3 separate regions of the Homo sapiens genome follow, and all the other regions are linked to region 1. Evidence: read pairs that join two places in POLR2A ChIA-PET (ENCODE). Cell type or tissue: B cell. All regions are shown on one strand. Region 1 overlaps LHFPL3 (LHFPL tetraspan subfamily member 3). Region 2 overlaps SRPK2 (SRSF protein kinase 2). Region 3 has its middle 6.6 kb from the start of KMT2E-AS1.

Evidence for each region. ChIA-PET counts read pairs that join two places held together with the same protein. Peaks named below come from ENCODE experiments on the same cell type or tissue, not always from the same donor. Only the 100,000 strongest peaks of a DNase experiment are listed, where the experiment ranks them.
Region 2: POLR2A ChIA-PET joins it to region 1 with 8 read pairs; 1 of 35 experiments calls an interaction of 5 or more read pairs at or near these places.
Region 3: POLR2A ChIA-PET joins it to region 1 with 6 read pairs; 4 of 35 experiments call an interaction of 5 or more read pairs at or near these places.

The regions. Positions count from the first base shown.
Region 1 is chr7:104,881,930-104,886,929 of GRCh38, forward strand. All of the region lies in intron 2 of LHFPL3 (LHFPL tetraspan subfamily member 3), which reads left to right. Among named protein-coding and RNA genes, the nearest start is that of LHFPL3-AS2, 42 kb to the right of the region's middle. In B cell, CTCF peaks have their summits at 1,923 (motif pointing right) and 2,128; a DNase peak (open chromatin) is centred at 1,942; H3K27me3 peaks cover 492 bases.
Region 2 is chr7:105,323,463-105,328,462 of GRCh38, forward strand. All of the region lies in intron 2 of SRPK2 (SRSF protein kinase 2), which reads right to left. Among named protein-coding and RNA genes, the nearest start is that of SRPK2, 63 kb to the right of the region's middle. In B cell, no CTCF peak of the experiment used is centred here; a DNase peak (open chromatin) is centred at 1,949; H3K27ac peaks cover 667 bases.
Region 3 is chr7:105,005,055-105,010,054 of GRCh38, forward strand. No RefSeq gene overlaps it. Among named protein-coding and RNA genes, the nearest start is that of KMT2E-AS1, 6.6 kb to the right of the region's middle. In B cell, no CTCF peak of the experiment used is centred here; no DNase peak of the experiment used is centred here; H3K4me3 peaks cover 512 bases; H3K27ac peaks cover 4,294 bases.

The sequences.
Region 1 (5,000 bases):
ATTTTTAAATTAAGTATGTATATTTTTTAGATGTAATGCTACTGCGCACTTACCAGTCTACAGGATGCTATAAACATAGCTTTTGCACTGGGAAACGAAAACTTCTGTCTTTATTGTGATATTCACTTTATTGCAGTGGTCTGGAACCAAACCCTCAATATCTCCAAGGTATGCATTTATATATCCACACAGAATACTATTTGGCAATAAAAAAGGATGAAGTACTGACACATGCTACCATATGGATGAACCTTGAAAACATTAGGCTAACTGAAAGAATCCAACCACTAAGCACTACATTTCATTTATTTATTTATTTACTTATTTATTTATTTAGAGATGGAGTCTCACTCTGTCACCCAGACTGGAGTGCAGTGGCATGATCTCAGCTCACTGCAGCCTTCACCTCCCAGGTTCCAGCGATTCTCCCGCCTCAGCCTCCCAAGTAGCTGAGATTACAGGCACACACCACCACACCCAGCTAATTTTTGTATTTTTAGTAGAGACAAGGTTTCATCATGTTGGCCAGGCTAGTCTCAAACTCCTGACCTCAGATGATCTGCCCACCTTGGCCTCCCAAAGTGCTGGGATTACAGGCGTGAGCCACTGTGCCCAGCCTGTACCACATTTCATTTATATGAAATGTCCAGAATGGAAACATCCATAGAGACAGAAAGTATCTTAGTGGTATCCAGGGCCTGAGGGGAGTGGAGAATGGTGAGTGACTGACAGTAGGTATGGGGTTTTCATGGTGATGAAAATATTCTAAAATTAGATAGTGGTGATAGTTGTACAACTCTATAGGTATACTAAAATCACCGAATTGTATACTTTTAAGAGGTGTTTTATGATATGTGAATTATGTCTCAATAAAGCTGTTATTTTTAAAAGTTTCTCTCCCACAAGACTTCCTAGTGGGAAATAAATCCTGAAGATGGGGGAAGGGTATGATTTATATTGTAGTTAAGGCGACTGGCTGCCTCATTTGCCTGGGACTGAAGGCATTCCCGCATGTAGAACTTTCAGTGCTAAAACCAGAAAAGTCCTGAGCAAACCACGCAATGTTTGAGACTTACTTATACTAAAAAACTGTCAATGTTTATCGGAAATTTAACTAGGCATTCTGTATTTTTATTTGCTAAATCTGGCAACTCTATGATGATCCAATTTATTCAGATCAAGTTGAAACAAAGAGCTAGAATTAAGAGAAAAAGCAAAGAGAAACTAAAAGAGTTTGGAGTTAAGGAAAAGAGCTCCCAAAGCATTTTCTAACCTTGGCCAAGACTATGGCAAGATAGTTTTGCCGAGATCTCTTTTCATAACATTCTAACGTTCCCTCATTTCCAAAGTATGTATCAAAGAGTTCATATTGGAGGACTCTTAAAAACTGATATTAATAGTTACATGAAATAATATGTTTCTTAAAGGTATTTCATCTTGGATGAAGCTTAAATTAAGCTTCCTCCTGGCAGCTGAGTGCATGATGAATTGTATTATAAGTAAGTCTATTTTTAGCCCACTAGTGCATTGGCAGACAGGCTGTTAAAAATAAAAGCAGGCCTAGTAGAATACAGAAGCCCGGGGAGCTTTTCCTTACTATTTAATGAAAATGAAGCGGGTTCTCTGAGCCTATATGGTTGGAGGGAAGGTGAGGTGTGTGCAGCTGTGATCAGGTTACAAGGCAGTGGCTTGTAATTTATAAATTAGTGTGTAACGTGTCACTGAGGCAGAAGCTGAGGGACGTAGCACTAACGGGAGTTTCCTGAAATTGCTCAGATAATGGGAGAAAAGAGTTTGCGTGTCTGATCAGGTGGGAAGTGTGATATTTTAAGAATCTTCCATATTTCCCTGCTGGGGAGCTAGGACTCAGTTCATTGCTTGTTCTTGCCTGGACGCCGCACACCAGGTTAGCAGCCACCAGGGGGCACCAAAGCAGCCCATCCCAGAGGAAAGCGTGGGCCTCTGAGCCATTGAAATTCACTCCTGAGCACACTTCCCTTTGAGCCCGCATAACCTGATGATGGTGCAGATTCAGCAGTGCAACACGTGGTTGGGGCGTGTGGATATGGAATCACACAGACAAGGCTTCTGGGTCTAGCCCTGCCTCGTAAAACTTTTACAGCCTCTGTAATCCCCAAACAGAGATAATAAGAAGTGGTAAGAATTCAATGAGCTGGAAAGCTCATTAATACCTATACCGTGCCTGATGCGTGATAAGTGCCCAAGTCTTCGGTACACGCCAGAAGCCTGGGGTTGTAGGGTGGGTTCAAGTACTAACAACATCACGGAGAAGGCATCTGCTTCCATTCCCTTCTATTCTGGGCTCTCTTCCCCCTTCCTCTTTCCTTCCACTTCGTTCTCTGTTTAGTTCAAAGGCCTTTGTTTTGGCAGCTTGCCAAGCATGTCCTCCTGAGATAGGCCCTCTGACCGCTCCCCTGTCCCCAAGTTCTGTCCAATCCTCTACCTCGGTATTTCCCAGTGTGGTTCACCAGCCACCTGCACCAGAATCATCCGGACCTACCAAGTTGGAATATCTGGGAATAGAACCTAGGAATCTGCATTTCAGTGAATTTCCTAAGTGAATTTTACACGTGATAAAGCTTGAAGACTTCTGATATAGTCTTAGTAAGATCTTTTTTTAATAAAAAGAATATAGTGCAGCCTGATCTCAACCAGCTGTTAGGAGGGAAATTGGCTGATTATCTGATTAAAGTAATTCACATTGAATTGTGAAGAACAAATAAACTCCCCTTTCAGGAGAATTTGCATTCTGACATTTTGCAAGCCTGGATGAATTTCAAAATGGTGAAATGTGTGGGTTGAGTATTTGAAGAAAATGACCTTACCTCTGACCCAAGCTTCAAGGGGAGACTTTGTCTGCACCTGGAAAGGAGGGGTTCTGTAACTTAACAGCCCAGGCCTCCTAGCCTAGAATCACCTGAAATTCAGTCCCAAGGACACCAATTGGTGGAGAGAAGGAGAAGTGGAGTGGGAGGTGCAAGAGGAGGAATGGGCAACTCAGGAAAGGATAGAAGAAGGGAAGGTCAGCAGGCAGGGGAGAGGGAAGAGGAGAGGAAGGAGAACCCTCTCAAATATCCCCATCCTCATAGCACTCAGTGCTGAAGATCTATGTAGGTGCAGCGTGGACTAGTGGAAAACAGACCCAGCCACTGATCTTTCCACTCTACCCCAGAGATCACAACTGAGACTTCGATTTTATTTGCTATTTAGGTAATTTTTCAATATGAAGCTGCCCAGTTCATGGAGGAGGGGTAGTAGCCCCCTTGCCCCTCTTTGGGGCTCCCAAACCATTTCTCCTCCCTCCAAGGGTGGTATGGTACAGGGCCAGTCCTTGGCCTTTCCTCCTTCTCTTTCTACAGTCCCTGCAATATTATCTGTACAATGGATGGCTCCCAAATATGTATCTCCAGTTCCAACCTCTCCCTTGAATTCCAGATCTTTGTGTCTAATGGCCTATTGTGGCTATCTGATTTTCTCCCAAAAAAAGTTTCTCTTGTTCCCCATCTCAGTAAATAGGACCCCACTCACTCAGATGGACCAAAAACTTGGGAGTCATCATGAGTTTTCTCTCAGATACACACACACACACATTCCTCATGTAACCTATCGCCAAATCCTACTGACTCTGCCTTAAAAACGCATCTTAAATCTGATCCCACCTCACCACTTCAACCACTCCCAGCCTGGTCCAAGCCACCACTGCCTCTCTTCCAGACCATGTCATCACCTTCTAACTGTCCTCTCTGCTTCAACTCTTACCCCTTACAGTCTTCTTGTCACTCACTCACTCACAGTGAGTCTTACAATGTAATTCTCATCACCCCCCTCCCCTTCTCCCCACCCTTCAATAATGTCCCATTGCATTGAAAATAAATTCAAAATGCCTCACCATTGCCCAAGAGTCCTATATTGCCCGGTTCACCCTGATGGCCCATCTCCTATCACCAGCTGCCCTGGCTCCCCTGCTATTTCTCCTGCCTCTGCTTTTGCTGAAGCCTCCACCTAGAAGGTGGATTCCCCTAGACATTTTGTTTCCTCATTCCTTCAGGGAAAGTGTCCCTGACCACCTGCTCCAAAATAACAGCTGGCTTCTCACCCCAATTTATTTTTGTTCGTAGCACTCAAAGCCACCTGATGTATTTATTACACATTTATTTGCGTATTGTCTATATCCACATTTCACTGTAAGGTTTATGAAAGCTAGGACTTACTCTCCTTTGTCTGCCACTGTATCCCCACACCTAGAATAGTGCCTAACATATCATATATGCTCAATTCATATTTGTTGAACGAATGACTGAATGAGTGAATGGAGGAAAATGAAGAAAAAGTATTAATGTAGGTAAGGATGGCCACTAACTCGTGGCTCAAAGCCCCATCTGAGGTCTTATTAGGAGTTTTTCGTTGGTTTTATTTTGTTTTGTTTTGTTTTTTTGAGACAGTCTTGCTCTATCGCCAGGCTGGAGTGCAGTGGTGCGATCTCAGTTCACCGCAACTTCCGCCACCTGGGTTCAAGCAATTCTCCTGCCTCAGCCTCCCGAGTAGTTGGGATTACAGGCGCCCACCACCACACCTGGCTAATTTTTGTATTTTTAGTAGAGACGGGGTTTTGCCATGTTGGCCAGGCTGGTCTCGAACTCCTGACCTCAGGTGATCTGCCCACCTTGGCCTCCCAAAGTGCTGGGATTACAGGCATGAACCACTGCGCCCAGCCTCTTTTTACATATTAAGTAAATTCTTCTTTATTCCACATTCTAAGTCCTCAAAAATTATACATTCACATTTACCAAATTACAAACTCAGCTTTTACCCATTTACTGTACATAAAACACAATTAATGAGATTAGGCAATAGGAAGCTTTTCTATTGCAAAATTATATTAATGGAGTCTCCCATGGGCTAAGCTGCTCTCTCTGAAAATCAAGCACATTCCAGAAATCACATTAAAACTCTTTAAGTCCTCCCGGGGTCCCCGGGGT
Region 2 (5,000 bases), 440 kb after region 1:
AATCTTTCTAAAAACACCTACCCATATTCCGTGTTTGAGACACTGTAGGCAGTCTATTACTTTTGCAAGGGCTGACTCTTAATGCAAATAAAATTATAATACTGGCACTGTTAAGAATGTTAAAAACAAAAAAGTCTTTCTTCTCAGCTACTTGCTACATACTTTACTCAGCACCAAAGTGTACTAGATGCTACATGCTAACACAAAACATAAAGGAATAGTGTTTCTTGCCTTTTAGAGTGAATATTCTAAGAAGAACAAAGTGGAAATAACACAGTAATTTCCAAAAAGGTATGGTACTACATAATCAACACTGTAAGAATAATTTGAGGACATGACACTCACATCTTTCCTGTAGTGGACCCAAGCTAACTGGGTGAAAAAATTCAGCTAAGGAGGCATTCTTCCAGATATGAAAGACCAACTCAAGTATGCTCAAGAAAAATAAATTTTTGGAAGGATTCAAACTATCTTTCCTTAAAAAGACTTTGGTCAGACTATTCTTTGTGTGTGTGTGTGTGTGTGTGTGTGTGTGTGTGTGTGTGTGTGTGTGTGGTGGAGTCTCACATTGTCGCCCGGGCTGGAGTGCAATGGCGCTATCTTGGCTTACTGCAACCTCCACCTCCCGGGTTCAAGCGATTCTCCTGCTTCAGCTTCCCAAGTAGCTGGGATTACAGGCCCCCACCACCATGCCCGGGTAATTATATATATTTTTTTTGTATTTTTAGTAGAGATGGGGTTTCACTATGGTGGCCAGGCTGGTCTCGAACTCCTGACCTCATGATCTGCCCATCTCAGCCTCCCAAAGTGCTGGGATTACAGACATGAGCCACTGCGCCGGGCCAACTATTCCCTCCCTCCCTTCTTTCTTTTTTTTTGAGATGGAGTCTCGCCCTGTCGCCCAGGCTGGAGTGCAATGGCGCGATCTCAGCTCACTGCAACCTCTGCCTCCCAAGTTCAAACAATTCTCGGCCTCCCTAAGTGCTGGGATTACAGGCGTGAGCCACCACACCCAACCAGGCCAGACTATTCTTAACAGAAAATCTAGCTAATGAATGTGCAATACAAATAAGCAAAGTTGGTAGGCCCATAGAATGCTGAGGACTGTTGCTGTTTTAGTGAGAGTGTCCATCAGGCACTATGCCTGGCACTGTCAATATCTGCTACCATCCCCAGCACTTTGGGAGTCCGAGGCGGGTGGATCACTTGAGGTCAGGAGTTTCAGACCAGCCTGACCAACATGGCAAAACCCCGTCTCTACTAAAAATACAAAAATTAGCCGAATGTGGTGGTGCACGCCTGCAATCCCAGCTTCTTGGGAAGCTGAGGCAGCAGAATTGCTTGAGCCACGGAGGCGGAGGTTGCAGTGAGTCAAGATTGCGCCACTGCACTCCAGCCTGGGTGGCAGGGCAAGACTGTCTCAAAAAATAAAAATTAAAATTAAAAAAATCTGTTACCATTAATACTCAATAGTCCTATTTTTCCTATTGTAAAATCCACCATGCTAATTGCAGAAGGTATATTAGAAGTCAACTGGAGCCATTCATTATTAACAATCACTTAAGAGGCAGTTTCATTCAAGCAAGCTTTTATAAATCCCAACTGTATTCTCCCCCAGAAAGGCAGCAGTCAACATCCTTAAACATACTAACTTAATAATCAAGTGATCTAAGTCTTCACACAAGTCAATGAAGAAAACATTTAACAAAATAGAATCAAAGAAAGCATTTTACCTCACCACTAAAGAGCACCTTTGAAACTAGTGGCTATGCTTTCAGAGAAGGGCTGTTAAAATAGCTAGGCTTACAATTATATAAAACACATTTCTCTAGCTCTTTAACAAGGTGTCACAAGCGATTATTACATGCCTTTGTGAAATTAAGAGCTGGTATGTATGGCTAAGGAACCCTGTTGATCCCTCTGTAAATGTCATGCAGTCCACATAAAGGAACCAAGAGACAGAAATGTCAAGACAAGTTCACGTGCCATCCTAATGAGGAACTAAGACTAGAAACCAAGTCTTCAAAAAAAAAAAAAAAAAATGATGTCCATTATTTAATGGCATCATTTTCCCCTAGTTTCTCAAGGCAAAAAAAAAAAAAAAAAAAAGTTCAACTGGATACAGTGGCTCACACCTGTAATCTAAGTACTTTAGGAGGCTTAGGCAGGAGGATCGCTCCAGCCCAGGAGTTCAAGACAACATAGCGAGACCTCATGCCTACAAAAAGTTAAAAAATTAGTCAGGCACAGTAGCAGTAGTGCCTACCTGTAGTCACAGCTACCTGGGATACTGATGCAGGGGGATCACCTGAGCCCAGGAGGTCAAGGGTGCAGTGAGCCTAGATCGCACAACTGCACTCCAGCCTAAACAAGAGAAGACCCTGTCTCTTTGGTGTATGTGCTTGGCTGAGAAGCCAACAGGGTGAAGCTACCATCTGTGGGACTACGACTGAAGGCTTCTTAAGTCAGAATCCTGCCCAGGCGGAAAAACAAGGCAATGCTGAGGGGCCTCGGATAGCCTTGGCTACCGGTCCCCTGCCGGCGGGACACTGCCCTACCGCACACGGGGACACGGGTCTGGTGCGGAGAGCCATCATCCTGGAAAACAAGGTGTGGCAGTAAAAAGTTTAAAAAGTCATCCTTGACTTTCCTCTTAATTCATACCCTATCATTAAATCCAATCAACTCTACATTCAAAATAAGTCCTTAATCTGACCACCTCATCTCCTCTACTAAGACCACCTGGCCAAGCCACATTACAACCCACCAACTAGACTATTGCAACAGCATGCTCTCTAGTCTCCTAGCTTTCACTTTTACCACTCTATAATCCATTCCCCATATGGTGGCCAGAGTGACTTTTTAAAATTTGAAAGAAAGCTGCGGAAAGGCATAGTACAAAGAACTTTTTCATACTGCTTTGAAGTACATTATCTTCTCCATTATTTATAGTAATCCTGAGAAATAACTATAGCAAGTTTACTTTCTTTTTCATGGATAGACAAGGCTCAGAGAAGTGCACTGATTTGCCCAATATTACACAGCGAATAATTGGCAAGATCATGACTGGCCTTCTAAATACTATCAATTATGCCATTCAAGTCCCTCTGCATGTATGCCACTTATTAATCACCCTCATAAATCCTAACATCCTTTCAATGCCCAGAATTACAGTAATGTTTCAAAAGAACAGCTAGAGGTACAGAAACACTATGATTTTCAACCCGGCCTACAAATTTCTTTCCTGCTAAAAGCATAATGCATGCTCTGACTACAGGTCTACCACATGGCAAGTGTTTTTGTAAAGAATTAAAGGTGGCCGGGCGCGGTGGCTCACGCCTGTAATCCCAGCACTTTGGCAGGTGGAGGCAGGTGGATCACCTGAGGTCAGGAGTTCAAGACCAGCCTGACCAACATGGTGAAACCCGGTCTCTACTAAAAATACAAAAAATTACCCAGGAGTGGTGGTGGGAGCCTGTAATCCCAGCTACTCAGGAGGCTGAGGCAGGAGAAGCACTTGAACCCAGGAGGTGGAGGCTGCATAAAGCTGAGATCGTGCCACTGCACTCCAACCAACCTGGGCGACAAGAGCAAAACTCCGTATCAAAAAAAAAAAAAAAAAAATTCAAGGTATAAGCAAAAGAGCCCCGATAATGAGCAATTTAGCAGCATATTCCATGAGGCTGCAAGCTACAGCATGCCAGCTGTATTTGTTAGAACATATGGACCTACAAATGGCCTTTACATTTTTGTTTTAATGGTTGGGGAAAAAATCAATGGAATATTTCATGACACCTAAAAATTCTTAGTTAATTCAAAGTTCTGTGTCCATAAACGAAGTTTGATTGGAACACAATCATGCTCATTTGTTTATCTATGGTCCATGGCTGCTTCCACACTACAATGGCAGAGTTAAGCAGTTACAACAGAGGTCACTTGGCCTGAAAGGTCTAAATTATTTATCTGGTCCTTTACAGAAGAAGTTTGCTAACCACTGCCAATCTCTTGGTTTTGTACCTCTGGCCAGCATCCTGACCTCTCTCCTCCCTGCCAAGTGCAGGTGAAGCTTTCCCCTAGCACCTGATACTTCTCCCACCACTTTACACCCCATTTTGAGATGAATTAATTGTTACACATCTGACTCCACAGCCAGATAACAAGATAACAAGATGCTGAAGGGTGAGGCCCACATGTCCTGGTTTATTACTACATCCCCAGGGCCTAGCAATGCCCATTTATAGTAGGTGCCCAATATTAGCTGAATGAATGAAAGAACACAAGATACTTAATACAGATTAGCTTATCTAAACAACTCTAAAATTTATAGGAGTTTTTTTGTTTTTGTTTCTGTTTTTTGAGACGGAGTCTCGCTCTGTCACCCAGGCTGGAGTGCAGTGGCGTGATCCCGGCTCACTGCAAGCTCCACCTCGCAGGTTCACGCCATTCTCCTGCCTCAGCCTCCCGAGTAGCCGGGACTACAAGAAGCCACCACCACAGCAGGCTAATTTTTCTATCTGTAGTAAAAACGGGGTTTCAGTTCTGACCTCAAGTGATCAGCCCACCTTGGCCTCCCAAAGTGCTGGGATTACAGGCGTGAGCCACAATGCCCAGCCTATAGGAGTTTCCTCTAGAAGATACCAAAAATACAGATTATCAGACTTCCAGGGGAGACATACAAATGACTCTATCCCTGGGCTCACTCCAATCAAAATCCCCAACTGCATCCAAAATGGATCAGGGCAGGAGGGTAGATTGCAGAGTGGAAGGAGTGATAAATCAATATGCAGCCCAATGTATTTTTTAAAGCACTTTTTAAAGGCCGGGGGCAGTGGCTCACACCTGTAATCTCAGCATTTTGGGAAGCCGAGGCGGGTGGGTCACTTGAAGTCAAGAGTTTGAGACCAGCCTGGCAAACATGGTGAAACCTCGTGTCTACTAAAAATACAAAAAATTAGCCAGGTGTGGTGGCAGGCGACTGTAATCCCAGCTATTCAGGAGGC
Region 3 (5,000 bases), 120 kb after region 1:
CCCCAGCTGGAGTGCAGTGGCGTGATCTGGGTTCACTGCAACCTCCACCTCCCAGGTTCAAGCAATTCTCTCACCTCAGCCTCCCAAATAGCTGGGATTACAGGCACGTGCCATCATGCCTGGCTAATTTTTGTATTTTTAGTAGTGATGGGGTTTCGCCATGCTGGCCACGCTGGTCTCGAACTCCTGACCTCAAGTGATCTGCCCGCCTCAGCCTCTCAAAGTGCTGGGATTACAGGTGTGAGCCACCGTGCCCGGCCAAGGTCAGTTTTAAATTTGTTTAGTTTGAGGTACTTCATAGGACAAGTAATGTATTTAGTAGTTTCAGTTGAGTTCAGAGATTACAAATTCTAGAGTCATCGACAGGTAAAGGTATGGGAATTGATTATTGCAGTTAGTAAAATGGATAACGTAACATTGGTGGGGACACAACACTGGGAAATCCAACATTTAAGAAGCTGAAGAAATCAACTAGTTAAGAGTATTAGCATAAAAGCAAAGGAGTTTTAAGAGGATATATATATATTTTTTCTTGAGCCGGAGTTTCCTTCTGTCGCCCAGACGGAAGTGCAGTGGCGCGTCTCGGCTCACTGCAACCTCTGTCTCCCGGGTTCAAGCAATTCTCCTGCCTCAGCCTCTTGAGTAGCTGGGATTATAGGCGTGCGCCACCACACCCAGCTAATTTTTCTATTTTTAGTAGAGACGGGATTTCACCATGTTAGTCAGGCTGGTCTCAAACTCCTGACCTTGTGATCTGCCCGCCTTGGTCTCCAAAAGTGCTGGGATTACAGGTGTGAGCCACTGCGCCTGGCCAAGAGGATGTATTCTTAGGAATCAAATGCTATGGGTTATATAAGACCACCTGGAGCTCATAAAAATACAGAACTTTTGGCCGGGCGCGGTGGTTCACGCCTGTAATCCCAGCACTTTGGGAGGCCGAGGCGGGCAGATCACAAGGTCAGGAGATCGAGACCATCCTGGCTAACACGGTGAAACCCCATCTCTACTAAAAATACAAAAAATTAGCCGGGCATGGTGGCAGGCGCCTGTAGTCCGAGCTACTCGGGAGGCTGAAGCAGCAGAATGGTGTGAACCCAGGAGGCAGAGTGTGCAGTGAGCTGAGATTGCACCACTGCACTCCAGCCTGGGTGACAGAGACTCCGTCTCAAAAAAAACAAGAAAATACAGAACTTTCACAAAATATTATAAATGCAAATAACTGCATATGTTTCTTATTCCTCAGAAAAATAAAACTTACCTACATGGGCAGAGTTTGTGGAGAAAGGGAACTAGTTAACTTTTAGATACTTTCAGATGAACCCTTGACTCGATGTCATTTGTAAAACCTTTTTCAGTCATTTAACTTCTAAAAGAATGCTTCAATCAAAGCTATCTAACGTGTCCTCTTACCCTTTTGACTTCCATTTGCCCTTTCACTGGCCATAAAGTAGGAGCATGGAATAGAACAAAGAGAGTCGCTACAGAATGTCTGTTGTATAGATGTGGTCAGATAAGCTGTGCTTGGGACATGGGAGAGATGCCTAGACTACCACAATATTGTTATCAAATGAACCAGAGAATAGTGAATATTTTTGTTGCCTTTTCAAGTTTTTCATAGAATGAGGAAAATTAATTGAACATTACTTATTTAAGTAAGTGTTCTTCAGGAATGAAGTATCGCCTTAGCACAGCCTTCCTTCATGAAAAATTTAAATACTAGAGATAAGACTAAACTTGAGGAACAGGTTCTCTCTTAACCTAACAACATTAAAGCTTGTCAGAAATCCAATAGGGGCCAGGCACTGGGCATAATGTACAGGCAATTATGTGTGATGAAGAGGTGCACAGGCTTTACAGTACAGTATATTCACTTTTTTTTTTTTTTTTTTTTTTTTTGAGACAGAGCCTCCCTCTGTTGCCCAGGCTGGAGTACAGCAGTGTAATCTTGGGCTCACTGCAACCTCCACCTCCCAGGTTCAAGCAATTATCATGCCTCAGCCTCCTGAGCAGCTGGGATTACAGGCACGTGCCACCATACCCAGCCTGGATTCACTTTTCTATGTAAAAAGGAAGTTTACAAATTTCTGAGAGTTTAGTTGCCAAATTCTGACCTAGCATATAAGAATTCAAGTGTTTAATAAATCAGTAGCAATTTTCCCAAATCCAGAGTTTGATACGGAGCTAAACCATGTCATGAGCTCACCCATCATTCGAGTTACTTTGCCCCTTATCAATGAAGTCATTGGAAGTAGTAGCAACCTGGTTTGAGAGGGTTATGTGGTACATCGTTTCACAAATTTCAGAAATAATTTATACTACTCTACTTTCTAAGGAAGGTGGAAACCTAAAGTGGGTGAATAGCTGAACACTTGGAACGCTCGGATTTATTTTCCTATAGGTGGGGGTCTTGCTATGTTGCCCAGGCTGATCTTGATCTCTTGGCCTCAAGTGGTGATCCTCCCACCTAAGCCTCCTAAGTAAATGGGACTACAGGCGTGTGCCAGACACCTGGCTAATATTTTAAAAAAATTATTTGTAGAGACAGGGGTTTCATCATGTTGCCCAGCTTGGTCTCAAGTGATCCTCCTGCCTCGGACTCCTAAAAGTGCTGGGATTACAGGCTACTTGCAATTCCTTTTTTTTTTTTTTTTTTGAGACAGGGTCTCACTCTGTCCCCCAGGTTGGAATGCAGTGGTGCGATCTCAGCTCACTGCAACCTCCACCTCCCCAATTCAAGCAATTCTCATGCCTCAGCCTCCTGAGTAGCTGGATTACAGATGTGCACCACTACGCCCAGCTAATTATTTTGTATTTTTAGTAGAGACAGAGTTTTGCCACGTTGGCCAGGCTGGTCTTGAACTCCTGGCCTCATGTGATCCACCAACCCTGGCCTCCCAAAGTGCTGGGATTATAGGCATAAGCCACCATGCCTATAATCAGCCAGCAATTACTTTCAAATGCTATCTATCATTTGTGGGCATTACATAATAATCTAACAATAAAAGGTATTGCTTAGGATAGTTATGAATAATTTAAAAATTATTATAAAGCTAATCAGACTTAGGTTAAATATGTTATGCACTGGCGTATAATCTATCTTAAAAAACAAATGCAATCAGTTCCTTTTCCTTGGCCTAAAATGTAGACCGACCCAAGATCTCAGCTTTCTTGCTAAATTTGTCTCCTATTAAGACTGAATCTACCCTGTTTTGGCTTTTATCTGTGAAGACTATCAAATGTCAATTATTTTTCTTGAAAGTCAATTCCTTCTTCTTCCTTATACCCACCCAGGCAACAATTACGGATGTTTCTGTAATAACTTAGATTCCTTCTTTATCACTCCTGCTCTGATTCAGGCTCTTCTTGCTACATTGAGGGCTCTAAAAGCCAGTCTCTTCTGGGTTGAAGACAGGTATGTTTTAAAGTAAGTCTTTCTCTGTCCTGTGCCACACCTCATGCCTGTAATCTCAGCACTTTGGGAGGCCAAGATGGGCGGATCACCTGAGGTGGGGAGTTCGAGACCAGCCTGGCCAACATGGCGAAACCCCGAAATACAAAAATTAGCCAGGCGCGGTGACAAGCGTCTGTAATCCCAGCTACTGGGGAGGGTGATGCAGGAGAATCACTTGAACCCAGGAGGTGGAGGCTGCCGTGAGCCGAGATCGTGCCACTGCACTCCAGCCTGGGCAACTGTGCAAGACTCTGTCTCAATTAAAAAAAAAAAAAAAAAAAAAAAGGCCAAGTCATCCTTCAGACAGTGTAAGTAGGGCAAAGATTATGAACTCTGGTGAGGTCAGGGAGACAGATGTTAAAGTTAATGCTCTGCCACCTTGGGTAAGATTATATATAAAGTATATACAACAGCATCCAACAGTTCGGTGTATTACGAGAGCATTCTCTTTTGTGGGGAGGGAAGTCACACTAGCAGTTAAGGATTTCTCGTCTGGCCTTAAGTCAAGACTTTCCAATAATTCCCCTGTTCTCTCATTAATGTCACTAATGACCTGATGTGGCATTACCTTGCTAATTAAAAAAACAAAAATCCCAAACTCTTGTTATTCCTAAATCCTTACTTCCAACTGTTATTCTTACATCAAACTATACATAAAGAAATGGAAGTAGCATTAAAACTGAGCTAAGTTTAGGATGGGCACGGTGGCTCACGCCTATAATCCCAGCACTTTGGGAGGCTGAGGCAGGCAGATCACCTGAGGTCAGGAGTTCAAGACCAGCCCGGCCAACATGGTGAAACCCTGTCTCTACTAAAAATACAAAAATTAGCTGGGCGTGGTGGTGTGCGCCTGTAGTTCCAGCTACTCACGGACTGAAGCAGGAGAATCGCTTGAACCCAGGAGCCGGAGGCTGCAGTGAGCTGAGAACGTACCACTGCACTCCAGCCTGAGTGACAGAGCAAAGCTCCTTCTCAAAACCAAAAAACAAAACTGAGCTAAGCTTAAACTGGTAGAATGAAGTCTGGGAGAAAATAAATTAGTAAGTAAACATTTACTTGCTAAACAACTGTAAGGGAAAAACCAGGATATAGTTTTAAATTTGAGACAAATATTAATCGATATACTTTGAGAGGGGCACTTAAGAAATACTCTTTTCAGGATAAGAAATATTAAGGCGATATATTCTCTAAGAATAAGTTTCTACATAATCTAATCTAGTTTAGGCTTAAGTTGTATGAAGTACCGTTTGTATTAGGTTGATAACCAATTTAGTTTATTAGGAATGGTACTATATACAAGATATTTGCTGACTGAAAGCACGTTTGATACCTCAAAAGACAACGCTGACAACGCCGCTTTTGCAGTGTGCTTACAAAGGAACAAAAAACAAAACAAACCCCAAAGGCCATTTCTTTTTCAAATAAGAAATACAAATGCAGGATAAACTTCAGTGCTTGCAGCAAAACTAGGCATTAAAGAAAAATGCTATAAAATATATTTCCTTAAAAATATCCAGCTCAGTTTTTTTCTTCTTCCCACCTTTTTGGG